Linked DNA regions of Homo sapiens: region 2 is linked to region 1. Evidence: chromatin loops called from intact Hi-C (ENCODE). Cell type or tissue: CD4-positive, alpha-beta T cell. All regions are shown on one strand. Region 1 holds the start of MTMR4 (myotubularin related protein 4). Region 2 holds the start of DYNLL2 (dynein light chain LC8-type 2).

What was found. A loop is a pair of places that touch in the nucleus more often than their neighbours do. Peaks named below come from ENCODE experiments on the same cell type or tissue, not always from the same donor. Only the 100,000 strongest peaks of a DNase experiment are listed, where the experiment ranks them.
Region 2: a loop joins it to region 1, with 4 times the contacts of the local background. A loop is called at or near these places in 6 of 110 quality-filtered maps.

Annotation. Positions count from the first base shown.
Region 1 is chr17:58,512,533-58,516,532 of GRCh38, reverse strand. It overlaps MTMR4 (myotubularin related protein 4), which reads left to right and starts at 1,895. Exons shown (of 18, transcript NM_001378067.1): 1 at 1,895-2,170; 2 at 3,592-3,681. The coding sequence starts at 2,126. RefSeq lists a silencer at 1,712-2,171 and an enhancer at 3,032-3,091. In CD4-positive, alpha-beta T cell, no CTCF peak of the experiment used is centred here; DNase peaks (open chromatin) are centred at 1,902, 2,482 and 2,902; H3K4me3 peaks cover 1,578 bases.
Region 2 is chr17:58,083,251-58,087,250 of GRCh38, reverse strand. DYNLL2 (dynein light chain LC8-type 2) reads right to left here and starts at 3,832. Exons shown (of 3, transcript NM_080677.3): 1 at 3,568-3,832; 2 at 29-169. The coding sequence starts at 160. RefSeq lists silencers at 3,043-3,172, 3,213-3,632, 3,673-3,732, 3,743-4,000 and an enhancer at 3,809-4,000. In CD4-positive, alpha-beta T cell, CTCF peaks have their summits at 2,163 and 2,368; DNase peaks (open chromatin) are centred at 2,420, 3,230 and 3,950; H3K4me3 peaks cover 1,999 bases.

The DNA.
Region 1 (4,000 bases):
GTGTCTTTCTCTGTGAAGCTGCCCCACCTGTCCTAGACCTTGAGCTCCAGGCTACCCTGTTCAGCTCCTAAACATGTTCATCTGCCCTGGAGATAAATTAGGGTTTCTTTAGATTGCAAAACATCAGCCAGTATACAGCACTGGGACTGGAAGCTTCTAGAAATCATTTTCTGCATGTGCTAGGCCCCACACTTTCCTCCTACTCCCTACCCACCACTGGTTCTATTAACCCTTCATAACAGCCCTCTTCTTGCTTTTCTTGGGTCCCCGGTAGAATCTCTGTGTTCTGGTCTGAAAAGCTGGGCCTTCTTTATCTCAAGATCTTTGGACTTCTGGTGGGTCCTTTGAATATTGTGGATGCTATATCAGGAGTGACTCCACCAAAACTGTGGGGCTTCTCTAGTTCCAGGGTGCTGCTGTTAAGCCACTACAGGTGACAGCTGATTGAATATCTATCAGGATAGCATCTTCAGGGTGCCCAGAATATCACCAGAGGTGGTTTACAATGATCCTATTAATTTTCCATTAACTGTAACAGCCCTTCTCTCACCCCAAGTCCAGGGAAGCCCTTAACTCCTAAGAGCTAGGAGGAGGCAGTGAGATGGGAAAGGCCTAGAGAGCTGTAGGCCCTGGCCCAGACCAGGCCCTTAACCTGGTAGTATCTCTTCGGTGTCTTTTAGGTGTCCCTTGTGCTTAGGGGCAGGTTAAAGAATTCAGTAGATGAGAGGATTTCCTCCTTCCCTCCCTTCCTTCCATAGACATGTGGATTTGGTGTGTGCACTATTGGTTCAGTCTCTTCTCAGAAAGCCTGCTGGTTTTGGCCCCCACCAACAGATAGCTCCTCTTTTTCTCTTCTGGGCTACCCTGAAAAGAGCATGGGCTTCACAGTCAGCTTCATCTAATTTCAAATCCTAGCACCACCACTTAGTTAAATTACATACTTTCTCTCTAAGCTTGAGTCTCACGAGTAAGACAGGATAAGGTTTACTTCTTGGGGCTTGAAAAGTTTTACTGAGATAATGTTAGAAACTGCCTGGCTCATTGTAGATGCTTAATAAAATGTCAGGTTTTCTTTTATTACTCCCTTCTCCCCCAAACAAGACAAAAGCCCTGGTGTCTGAAAGTTACAAGGTGCAGGAAGTTTGGGGTTCCAGCCACCTCCCTCTGTGACTCTTGGTGACATTTTGAGCCCCTTATTCCTGGTCCTTATTCCTTGGCCCTCTACCCAACTCTCTCTACTCCGCTGCTCCTGGGTTTCAAGTTTCGTTTTTTTGTATAGCTTCTGTGGTCGATACTTCTAGCTCTTCACTTTCCCAGACTAAGAAATCCTTTCTCCTCCAAGAAGGGCTTTCTTACCCAGAGATCAGAATGTGAAACAAGGGAGAGATGGAGCTGAAGGAGTAGGGTTGGGTAGGGGCGTTGGAATAAAAAGCTCATTTCCCTTTCCAGGAGCGTGGAATGACTAACCTGGCACCATTCTAAGGGGAAAGAAAGGTTTAACGAAGTCACGGGATTGAAGGACCCTGATGGGCAGGGGCATGGTGGGTAGTGGTTTTGGAGGGAAAGGAGGAAGCAAATGGGGTGCGGGTAGGTGAGCTCCACCTTGGGATCCAGAGCAGGCGTCGGGGGAACTTAGGGGAGGGGGCGCGGGGATGGGTTTGTAAGAGGGCATGGGGTGGCTCACCTTAGAAGAAGGGAAATGAGAAGATGTGGGCGGTCCCGTAGCCCAGATTCCTGAAAGCTCCTAAAGGTCCCTGGAGTAGGGTACGCCCTCCTACGAGGCCCAGGGTCCGCGGGGAGGGAGGAGGCTGGGCTTGTGGGCGGGGCCCGCGGAGCCGCCCCGCCTCTACCTCCGCCTTCCCGCCGCGGTCCCGGGCTCTCCCCTCGCCTGGCTCCCCTCCCTTCTGCACTCGTGCGGGAGGGCGGAGCTGGGCCCGCTCCATTGTGGAGAGGAGGGGAGAGGCGCGCGGGAGCCGCGCGGAGGCCCGGCCACCAGCGCCCTAGCCTCTTGGCCGCCGCGGCTGCACCTGGCGAGCCCCGCAGCCGGGATGCGGCGGGCGCCCGGGGCTGGCGGGCAGCGCAGCGGCTCCGGGGACATGTGCGCTGGCCCAGACCGCCCGCGACCATGAGCCTGACCGCCCGCGTCTCCTGCTCCATGCTTAGCTGCTTCGTAAGTGCCCACCCTGCCTTTGGGGGCCTAGGAGGCACCCGCAGCCCCGCCCAGGGTCAGCCCTCGATTTCAGCCCATCCCCCTTCCCGAGGCCCCTGGCCCGGCCCCGAACGTTTGGGGGGCAGGGAAGGTGGGTTAACCCTTTTATTTCTTGGACTTGCTTCAATCTTTGGGTGCCGGAGATGGTCGAAGGCCAGGAATGGAAATTCTGTGGTCCATCCTGGCCCCGCAGCCACTGCCCTTGACTGCAGATCTCTAGGCCCCGCCCTGCAGGGGTACATCCCTTTACCTCCGCCTCTCCCTCTTGGTCCCACCCGCTGAATCCTTGCTTGGGGATGTGGGATGTGGCTAGTAGGCTGAATGGGATGTTAGGAGGTTGGTCGGGGAGCACGGGATGTCTTTGAGCTGGCTTGGGGCTCCAGTCCCTTCCCTCTTCCACCATTCCATCCCTCACCTGGCATGCCAGCCTTTTCTCCTTGACTGTCCCCCAGACAGCCTCTCTTCTCCATCTTCCCTGCCTCTGCAGGGTTCCGTACCTCTGCATCATTCCCGGTCCTCCCCTCCTCCCGCTCTGGCTGATGCTCCTTCCCAGCTTCCCCCATCTGTCCTCTCAGCTGTCCCCCCACCTTCCCCGTGGGTGTCTGCCGGGCCTCCTCTCTCTCTCTCCCCTGGCTGTCCTTGGGTCTCCTGGCTCCTCCCAGGCGCGTGGATCCCCCCGGGTCCCCTCCCTGGTGGTTGGGAGGGGAGTTCCTTTTGCTTGCTGTGGGTATTCCTCAGGAATTCCCCTCTGATTAGCAGGCAGAGCAGGTTACTTGGCAGGTAATGGGGGCTTGTCAGCAATGTGGGTCTAACAAGAAGATAAGCCCAGCTCTCAAACACGTCTTCCTTTTGAAAGCGTCGGTGAAGGCCCTCTAGAGGCGTGGGACTGAATCCCCCCACCCACTCCTCTTTGTCTCCTTCACCCACCAGATTGAAGCTTCAGTGGCTTGTAGGCGCCTGATTTCCCTTCTCTCTGAAACCAGCTGCCATACCTGGCTCCTTTTCCTCAGGACAGCACTTTCCCATCCCCACTCCTGCCTTACCCTTATGCGGGTCTAAGGGAAAGAGTCTTTCTTTTCCTTAGTTTTCTCTCCTCCATTTTTGAAATGTTGGTTCTATAGGAGAGTCCCTCTTTGAAGAGTGCAGATTCCCAATTCCTCCTGGGGCCTCACTCTTTCCTTAGGCTTAATAGGCTGATATGCTCTCCATTTCACCCTTCCCTGTCTCCAACCAAGTCAGATCTCTTTTCCCTTCTCTGGTGACCAGAACCTTTAGAGGTGTGTGTGTGTGGGTATCTGTGGATTTCTTGGTGGGGAGAGGAGCAGAATGAGCCTGATGGGCTAAGTGGAGCTTGGTGACTTAGGACTGTGGCCTTCCTACAGGGTGAGGAGGGGCCCCCCAGCCTGGAGTACATCCAAGCCAAGGATCTGTTCCCCCCCAAGGAACTAGTGAAGGAGGAAGAGAATCTTCAGGTAAGGAGGAGTTGGGGGCCAGGATAGATGGGGCTCCCTGCCCAGTTAAAAAACACCCTCCCTTCTCCCAAAAATCCTCAAGGGCATCTGGTACCAGAGCTCTGGCTTCATGTTCCCTGGTCTCTGGAGGAGGAGGGTTTGTCTGCGCATCCTGGAGCCTTTGGCCGCAGGGAAGGAAAGGCAGCTTTCCTGTACAGCTGTTGCCTGGTGCTGTTACCGTGGAGAGAACTCTCCTCTCTTGCCTTGGCCCACCTTTTCCAGAGGGGATCCCACAGATCAGGGGCTGTAGAAGAGGATAAGGTGGTCACTCACTTCTGGA
Region 2 (4,000 bases), 430 kb after region 1:
GCCATCAGTCCCAGCTCTCCCAGCACACCTTCTTGATATAGGCAGCAATGTCCTTCTCTATATTGTACTTCTCCATGGCCTGCGTGGCGCAGTCAACGGCATCCTGTTGCATGTCCTCAGACATGTCTGCGTTCTTGATCACTGCCTTCCGGTCAGACATGGTGTGACACTACAGAAGGAGCAGAGAGGTAAGGCTGACAACTCCTTGCTCTGGGCAGTGAACATTAGCTGCTGGGTGTGGGGTCTCAGTGCAAGAGGGGAGTATAGAAGGTGAGGGCAACAGAAAACACGGATGTGAAGCATTAGGAGAGGGAGCCCCTAAGCTTTGGCAGAGACATTGTTCCCACCCTGGGAAATACAGGGCCAATAGGACATAATAACTCATCAGTTTTTATCATAAGTAAAATGAGATTTTCCAACTCTAAAATTTACTTCCGATATTCTGAAGAGCACCAATAGTCAAGATTATATTACAGTGTACATCTACTAGCTGTGTCGTTGGGCAAGTTACTTAATCCTTGTGTTTTTATGTCATTATCTGTAAAATGGGGACTAAGGGTTGTCCTGAGAATAAACCAGGTGTCCTAACATTTGAACAGAATTAAGTCCCTGATTTAATGACCATTCATTACATCATTGGCATCATAGCAGAAAGAAGCTGGACTAGGACTCAGTAGGCCTGACTCCTGGTCCTGAGTTTATCTCTCGTGGTCTTAGACAAGTCACTTGGCCTTCCTACATTTGATTATTTTCATTTTAGCAGGTGAGGATAGCTCTCTATCGCGAGTTGTTGTAAAGATTAACTGAAGTTATATGAGAGCATCTGCACACAAGGACAGTCTACAAGGGACTGTCCATCAGCCAGATCCAGCCTACCACCTGTTTTTGTAAAATAAAGTGTTGCAGGAACATGCTACGATAGCAGAGTTGAGTACTTCCAAGAAACTATTTGGCCTGCAAAGCCAAAAATATTTCCTATCTGGCCCTTCACAGAAAAATGCTGCCAACCCCTGCCCTATACAGGCCCTATTCCAGGCCACCAATGTCCAGTGGGGCAGAGATAATGATAATTATGCCTTCTCTCAAGTACTCCAGGCTGAGATGCCCGTAAGAGGTAGAGAGGGTGGGAAGGCAACCTCAGACTTGGCTGGTCGGTCACACAGGACATGTCTCTCTCTGTCCCATCCTCCCCTCTGCTTCCCCACTCTCCTCAGTACAATGTTCATTCTTTAAAGCCCAATATAATTTTTGAAAGCCCTAGATTTTGGACCCAGCTTCAACACTGATTTCTCATCTCTTTGGTGCGTTGCTTCCTCATGTCAAACTTATTCATTCATTCAAAAAGTACTGACCTATTAGGTGATGTGAAAGGTATTATGTTAGGAGACAATATCTTATTTTCCTCAAAGGAATGCTGAAGCCTTCCTTCCCCTAAAAAAACAGAGGCTTGGGAAAAACCTGGAGATAAAGCATTTTAAAAAGGTGCCTAAGAAAGGTAAAGATTTTAATAGCCTTGTTTCATATCCCTGCTATCAAGGCCATGCCATTCATGCCATAGCAACCACAGGTTCCAGGCAGACCCTGCATGGACCCTTCTTGGGACGAGCGGAATCTCAGGACGTGCCTGACAGGTGGCAACATGTGAGGTACTATGCAGGAACAGAGGGGATGAGCCCTTTGTCCTTGACCACAGTCCCAACACATGGAGCAGTAACTATCTCCCCCATCATCCCACCCCTAAAAGCACCCCTCTGTGGCCCAGCCCAATGGACAAGAGATGCTGTCATTCCAGCTCTATCTGATGGAAGGCTACACAGGAGGCTGCCTGCTCAAGGACATATCCTTGGTATCATTCCAGGCCACCTTGATCTCGGAGTTCACAATAGCCTGTGGGCTAGATGGCTGAAAGGGAAAACAGAACTCACCACCACCATTTCAGCCTGCACCACATGCAGAGAATGCACACATGCCAGCTGCCAGCCAGGCAGCCCTTGACCGCATCCAAGGCCCCTTCATCTAGATAGCACTGCCAAACTAAGCAGGGCTGGTTCCACTTCGGCAGAAACTGGCAGAGCAAAGAGGTAGTAGACCAGCACCCTCTGCCCCCACATTCTGGAGAGGAAAAGTCAGAGCCTCAACTGGAGTCTGTGAGCACCATGTGGTGCTGAGGAAAGATTCGGAGAACCCTGTTCAAGGAATGACTAGTTACGTGACCTTGGGCAAATCAACATCTTCATTTTAAATACTAATGGTTGAAATGAGATAAATGGGGTAAACTCAAATGGGTCTGAGCAAAGGTACAACAGCAGCACAGGGAGAAAGGTTCTTACATTATAAGGCTCTGTATAAGTGAAGAAAAACTAGTGTCACCTGGTGGCCTATTCCAGGTTACCACTCAGAAGGGGGCACTGTTTACAAACCCAGGGGTGGGGGTGGGGCCTGGTTAGACAGCAAAGTGAAAGTATGAAATTGGCACCATTTTGCCTGCAAGCTCACCTGCTCCACTGCCTCATTCCCAAAGTCCAAAGGAGCAACTTTGTTACAGTAATTAAAAGCCACCTTACTCTCCAGGAAAGAGCCTGCGGTTACATAATATTGGTCTTACGACTACAATGGCCCCCCAGGCATCTGAGAGAGGTGAAGCCCAACCCCTACCACCCCTGTCCAAGGTGCCGGTAAGCAAAGCACAGGAAGGTGTCCAGCCTAGCCCCTCCCTCCTTGGGAAAAAGCAAGGGACCTGGGCCTCCAGATAGGAGGAAGATGGCCAGAGGGCCCCAGGCCAGCAGCCTCAGTCACGAGCCAAGGCTCCTGTGAAAAGCACAAAGGGCACCCCAGGACAGCTCCCATCCTCTATTCCTGGTTTTGCAACCAAAAAAAAAGGCTAAATCTCCGAATGACACGGACCACCATCCCCACCCGCCAATACACACACACTTCTACTTCCCTCTTCGGGCTCTCCAAGTGGGCCGTATCCCTCCACTATCCCATCCTCCAGAGCGCTGCGGTCCCGAAGGGCAGCACCTGGGGAACGAGGAAGCATCCTCCTTCCCCCCGACCTCCCGCCCGCGCCGCCGGCCAGGTCCGCAGGCCCCGGCCGGTCGGCCGCCCTCCCCCACCCGGCCTGGAACAGCGCCGGAGTGACTGGGCGTCCTCGCTGCAGGAAGGACGCCCCAGAGGGTGGCGGTGGCGGCAGGAGGAGCCGCGTCACGCCCGAGCCCTCTCCACCCCCTCTTCCCCGGCCCCTGACATCAGGGGCCTCCACGCAGCGCAGAGAGACTCCCGGGGGCGGGGGCAGCGGCAGCTCCGCAGCCCGGGCCTCCAGCAGCGCCACGAGGGTGGCCGGGGCAAAGGGTGGCGCAGCCCGGGCTGCGCCGAGAGGGAGGGGCGGCGGGGGCGCGCTGCGCTGCCCGGACCGTCAACGCCAAGGGCTGCGGGGCCAGCCCTGTTCCAGGCCTTGGGGCCGGCTAAGGAGGCCGCAGGGCCACCGCGGCGAGGGCCGGGTCGTGTAGAGTCGCACGCGACGGACACAGGCCCGCCACCCGGGGGACGCCCCCACCCACCGCTCACCTTCACGGAGGCGAGTCCGCACTGGGCCCTGGGGAGGAGCGATGGCCCGAGGCAGAGCACAGGCAGGGGCGGTGTTCCCTGGGCTCCTCCTGCAGCTGCAGCAGCCGCCGCCGCCGCGGTCTCCGGCTCCCGCAGCCCGAGGCCGATCGCTCCCTGCCGCGGTCCGCCCTTGGAGTTTCGCCGGCCGCCCGCGCTCCGCCTCACGCCGCCCGCCCGCCCGCCCGCTCCGCACTGGCGCCTCACAGCTCCGCTCCGCTCTGCCGCTGAGCGCGGCCGACGCGCGGCCCCCGCTGAAATAGTGCCCCGCCCCCGCCCCCCCGCCGCGCGCGCCGCCGTCCGCGCTCCCCATTGGCTGAGCCCGCCCGGCCCCGCACTGCGGGCTTCTCCCCGCGCCGCTCTCGCCCCACATCTTGTTTCCTCCCACAATGCCTCG